Linked DNA regions of Homo sapiens: region 2 is linked to region 1. A link is a loop called in an ENCODE intact Hi-C map of the cell type or tissue named here. Cell type or tissue: endothelial cell of umbilical vein. All regions are shown on one strand. Links, peaks and the distances in the headings refer to the core of each region. The heading gives the core; the rest is flanking DNA. Region 1 has its middle 3.3 kb from the start of CHRM1-AS1. Region 2 overlaps SLC22A24 (solute carrier family 22 member 24).

Evidence for each region. Hi-C counts contacts between places; a loop is a spot of excess contacts. Peaks named below come from ENCODE experiments on the same cell type or tissue, not always from the same donor. Only the 100,000 strongest peaks of a DNase experiment are listed, where the experiment ranks them.
Region 2: a loop joins it to region 1, with 7 times the contacts of the local background. A loop is called at or near these places in 3 of 110 quality-filtered maps.

Annotation. Positions count from the first base shown.
Region 1 is chr11:62,904,743-62,907,558 of GRCh38, forward strand. No RefSeq gene overlaps it. Among named protein-coding and RNA genes, the nearest start is that of CHRM1-AS1, 3.3 kb to the right of the region's middle. In endothelial cell of umbilical vein, for the core only: a CTCF peak has its summit at 1,395 (motif pointing right); a DNase peak (open chromatin) is centred at 1,409.
Region 2 is chr11:63,127,039-63,129,854 of GRCh38, forward strand. The region is part of intron 2 of SLC22A24 (solute carrier family 22 member 24); the gene reads right to left. Among named protein-coding and RNA genes, the nearest start is that of SLC22A24, 16 kb to the right of the region's middle. In endothelial cell of umbilical vein, for the core only: a CTCF peak has its summit at 1,244 (motif pointing right); no DNase peak of the experiment used is centred there.

The DNA of each region.
Region 1 (2,816 bases), core at 42-2,541:
GGCGCGATCTCGGCTCACTGCCACCTCCACCTCCCTGGTTCAAGCAATTCCCCTGCCTCAGCCTCCCAAGTAGCTGGGATTACAGGCGCACACCACCGCACCTGGCTAATTTTTTTATTTTCATTTTTAGTAGAGATTGGGTTTTACCATGTTGGCCAGACTGGTCTCGAACTCCTGACCTTAGGCAATTCGTCCACCTCGGTCTCCCAAAGTGCTGGGATTACAGGCGTGAGCCACCGCGCCTGGCCTGAATTTTGCATTTTTAAAAGGCTGAAAAATAAACAAAAATAGTATTTGTGACACAAGAAAAATTATATGAAATTCAAATCTCAGTGATATTCAAAGAAAATATTTTTGGAACACAGCCATGCTCATTTAAGTATATATTGTCTATGGCTGCTTTTGACTGCATCAGCAGAGTTGAATAGTTGTGACAGAGACTGTGTAATATTGGAGTACCTTCACAATATTCTTGATTTTGTCTCTTGGTCTGCAGAGTCTAAAACTAAAATATTTGCTGTCTGGCCCTTTATAGAAAAAATTTGCTAATCCCTGAATTAAGGGATTGTTTTGGCACTTTGGGCAAGAAGCCTGGACTAGTTTGGAGGCAGTGGGGATGTAGACAACTGGATGAATTTGTGAACAATTCAGGAGATACGCTGAGTACAGGGAGTAAAAGACAGAAGGAGTCTGGGATGACTCCCAGCTTTCTGGTTTGAGCAACGTGTGAATGGTGGTGCTAGCCAGGCCAGGAATATCAAGAGAGAAAGTGAAACTCAAGGGCAGGGGAAGGACAGGGACTCACAGTGAAGAGTGAGAACTGTTTTCAGGCTTATTTTGTGTGATAGTCTGATTTGTGGGGTTATCCAGTGTGTGTATGTTACCAAAGGTGCTAACAACAACGATGTCAGAAGCAATAACCTCAAGCTCTCTCAAGCCCCTTAGAGCCTGAGGCTGGTGTGGGGAACCTGGCCATTCAAAAGACTTTTGTGCTCTAAAGGTGAGCAGGTACTTGTCTAAATTTCCAGTTGGGTCAGCATGAGTCCTGTGAAATCCCAGCCAGTGTCCTAAGAATAAAACCAAGGATTCCAAAGGCCTGGGGCCATGGGGGATTAGGAGAAGTTGGAGCTGTTCCTAGATGCCAAGCCCCCTACCTTCTATCTCCTTGTTGGTGAATTTGGTATACTGGCCAGAGAGGTAGGGCCTGTCTCTGCAAGTTTATAGTGGTATCCAAGGAAGCTGATTCTTCTGGGGTCTGATGTACCTGCTGAGACTTGGGGGCAGGGACTGGGGTGGCCAGAATCACCTACTCCATCTTGTCCTGTGGTCTTGTCTGATAAGCAGGCTCAGGCGGGTTACAAGAGCCGTGTTTTGGCAGAGCTATTCCTGTGATTGCCGGCAGATGGCGCTAAAGCAACACGGTGGGAGTGGAAGGAAGGTGGCGCAGGAGGAGAGAGGATCCTAACTTCTCCAGGCCGGAGAAGGGGTTGGTAGCAGTAGAGGGGAAGACAGCATTCAAAAAGCCGCTTCATTCTTTCCCTATTTCCAGCTCAGGCGTGTAGTCGCCCTTGTTTCTGGGGCCAAGAAAGACTCTCAGAACGGGGCAGTGGTGGAGTGTTTGGGGTGGACAGTTGCCATGTCCAGCCACCCTCTCTCTTTGGGTTTATCCCATTTCCCCAATTCTCTGGCAGCTGGGCCTGCAGGAATCTAGCTTCAGAGGACTGAGGGCACAGACCCCATCTCCGGGAAGCCTTCCTGGAATGCACACACCCTTTCCCGCCGAAACTTGTTCCCCCAAACTGCTTTAACCAAGCCATGATGGGATTTAAGTTTCTTCTCCCTGGATTGGGGGCATGGGCTTTTCAAAGCTCAGGCTGGAGGTGTAGGGTCAGAGCTGGGTCTGAAACTAGTCCTGGTTTCTGGCATTTACCGGTGAGCAGCCCTGTCCCGTGGTAACACTGATCATAGAGCCATTGAGGGCATTTCCCTACAATCTCTCTCATCCTCCTAACACTTCTGCAAAGGGCTTGTTCCCGTTTCAGAGATGAAGACACTGAGAAGAGACATGCCTAAGGTTGTTCAGTGAGGGACATGGCAGGTCAGACCTGCATCTGGGACAAGGGACAAGTGTGAACTGCTAGCTCCATTCCTGATGTGAATACCAGATTTACCCCCTCCACTTCTGGCCTTCAGTAGAGACCAGGTTAATCTGGCCCCAAAGTTCCTATTCTCCCAGCACTGCTCAGCTTGCTCAGTCCTTCTGCCTCCCAGGACCTCAGTTTCAACGCCTTTAACATGGGGCAGGGCATTTAGCCTTAAAGGGGCCTTAGGGCTGTGAGGGAGCAGTGGTAAGGGAGGGGCCCTCTTAGGAACTTGAGCTCACAACCCCGTAAGCTGTGCTGGTGGGAAGGGGATATGGGGTTTGGATCCTTCCAAACAGGAAGGTCCAAACAGCAGGGTCATTCTCACAGTGCTGTAGTTCCTGGCTAGCCTATCCTGTTTAGATCTTCAATGGATACCATTTCCTATCGTGTTGGAAGCTTTCTTCCAAAGGCTTCTGGGAGTCCCAACGGCTATAAGGGGGCTGAATCTCCACTCCTCTCTCTGCAAGGGCTTAGCTCCACCCAGGACCTCATCCCTCTAGGCCAATGATTCTCAAACTTTACCCTGCATCAGAACACCTAGAGGGCTTGTTAAAAATAGGTGGCGAGTTCCACAGAGTTTCTGATTTAGTAAATCTAGGAGGACCCTGAGAATTCTCATAGCTAACAAGTTCCCAGGTGATACTGGGGCTACTGGTCAGAACCACTGTGAAC
Region 2 (2,816 bases), core at 63-2,562, 220 kb after region 1:
TACATATGTATACACGTGCCATATTGGTTTGCTGCACCCATCAAGTCGTCATTTACATTAGGTATTTCTCCTAATGCTGTCACTGCCCCAGCCCCCCACTCCCTGACAGGCCCTGGTATGTGATGTTCCCCACCCTGTTTCCATGTGTTCTCATTGTTCAACTCCCACCTATAAGTGAGAACATGTGGTGTTTGGCTTTCGGTCCTTGTGATAGTTTGTTTAGAATGATGGTTTCCAGCTACATTCAAGTCCCTGCAAAGGACATGAACTCATCCTTTTTTATGGCTGCATAGTATTCCATGGTGTATATGTGCCACATTTTCTTAATCCAATCTGTCATTGGTGGACATTTGGGTTGGTTCCAAGTCTTTGCTATTGTGAATAGTGCCACAATAAACATACGTGTGCATGTGTCTTTAGAGTAGCATGATTTATAATCCTTTGGGTATATACCCAGGAATGTGATTGCTGGGTCAAATGGTACTTCTAGTTCTAGAACCTTGAGGAATCGCCACACTATCTTCCACAATGGTTGAATTAACTTACACTCCCACCAACAGTGTAAAAGTGTTCCTATTTCTCCACATCCTCTCCAGCACCTGTTGTTTCCTGACTTTTTAATCACTGCCATTCTAGCTGGTGTGAGATGGTATCTCATTGTGGTTTTGATTTGCATTTCTCTGATGACTAGTGATGATGAACATTTTTTCATATGTCTGTTTTCTGCATAAATGTCTTCTTTTGAGAAATGTTGTTCATATCCTTTGCCCACTTTTTGATTTTTTTTTGTAAATTTGTTTAAGTTCTTTTTAGATTCTGGATATTAGCTGTTTGTCAGATGGATAGACTACAAAAATTTTCTCCCATTCTGTAGGTTGCCTGTTCACTCTGATGATAGTTACTTTTGCTGTGCAGAAGCTCTTTAGTTTAATTAGTGTGGGCGGCAAGCCACCCAGGCACCGACGCAAGAGACTGAGAGCAGGAGCTGTTCCAGTATAATAAAGAAAATATATAAAATAAGAAGAGTTATACTAGATATAGATGATAGATATGATTATATATGAATATTATTAATCATTAGTTTGTAGCAATTACTCTTTATTCCAATATTATAATAATCATCACTCTACAATTATAACTTAGGAGAAACCAGGCCATAGAGAGATAGGAGCTGAAGGGTCACGGTGAGAAGTGACCAGAAGACAAGAGTGTGAGCCTTCTGTCATGCCTGGACAGGGCCACCAGAGGGCTCCTTGGTCTAGCAGTAACACCAGCGCCTGGGAAGACACCTGTTACCTAGCGGACCTTGGTCTAGTCGTAGCGTCAGTGCCTAGGAAAAGCACCCGCTACTTAGCAGACTGGGAAAGGGATTCTCCCTTTCCCTGGGGGAGTTAGAGAAGACTCTGCTCCACCACCTCTTGTGGAGGGCCTGACATCAGTCAGGCCCACCTGCAGTTATCCGGAGGCCTAACCATCTCCCTGTGATGCTGTGTTTCAGCGGTCATGCTCCTGGTCCGCTTTCATGTTCCATCCTGTACACCTGGCTCTGCCTTCTAGATAGCAGTAGCAGAATTAGTGAAAGTACTAAAAGTCTCTGAAATGCAGAAATAATGGCGTAAACTGTCTCCTCTCTCTCTCTCTGTCTGCCTCAGCTGCCAAATTGGGAAGGGCCCCCGTCCAGTGGACACATGACCCATGTGACCTTACCTATCATTGGAGATGGCTCACATTCCTTACCCTGCCCCCTTGTCTTGTATCTAATAAATAACAGCGCAGCCTGGCATTCAGGGCCACTACCAGTCTCCGCGTCTTGGTGGTAGTGGTCCCCCAGGCACAGCTGTCTTTTCTTTTACCTCTTTGTCTTGTGTCTTTATATCTACAATCTCTCATCTCTGTACATGGGGAGAAAAACCCATAGACCCTGTAGGGCTGGTCCCTACAAATTAGATCCCATTTGTCTATTTTGGCTTTTGTTGCCATTGTTTTGGTGTTTTAGTCATGAAGTCTTTGCTCATGCCTAAGTCCTGAATGGTACTGCCTAGGTTTTCTCTAGGGCTTTTATGGTGTTAGGTCTTACATTTAAGTCTTTAATCCATCTTGAGTTAATTTTTGTATAAGGTGTAAGGAAGGGATCCAGTTTTAGCTTTCTACGTATGGCTAGCCAGTTTTCCCAGCACCACTTATTAAAAAGGAAATCCTTTCCCCATTGCTTGTTTTTGTCAGATTTGTGAAAGATCAGATGGTCATAGACGTGTGGTGTTATTTCTGAAGCTTCTATTCTGTTCCATCGGTCTATATATCTGTTTTGGTACCCGTACCATGCTGTTTTGATTATTGTAGCCTTGTAGTATAGTTTGAAGTCAGGTAGCGTGTTGCCTCCAGCTTTGATCTTTTTGCTTAGGGTTGTCTTGGCTATGCGGTCTCTTTTTGGTTCCATGTGAATTTTAAAGTAGTTTTTTTTCCAATTCTGTGAAGAAAGACATTGGTAGCTAGATGGGGATGGCATTGAATCTATAAATTACCTTGGACAGTAGGACCATTTTCATGATATTGATTCTTCCTATCCATGACCATGGAATGTTCTTCCACTTGCTTGTGTCCTCTTTTATTTTGTTGAGCAGTGGTTTGTAGTTTTCCTTGAGGAGGTTCTTCACATCCCTTGTAAGTTGGATTCCTAGGTATTTTATTCTCTTTGTAGTAACTGTGGATGGGAGTTCACTCATGATTTGGCTCTCTGTTTGTCTGTTATTGGTGTGTAGCAATGCTTGTGATTTTTCCACATTAATTTTTTATCCTGAGACTTTGCTAAAGTTGCT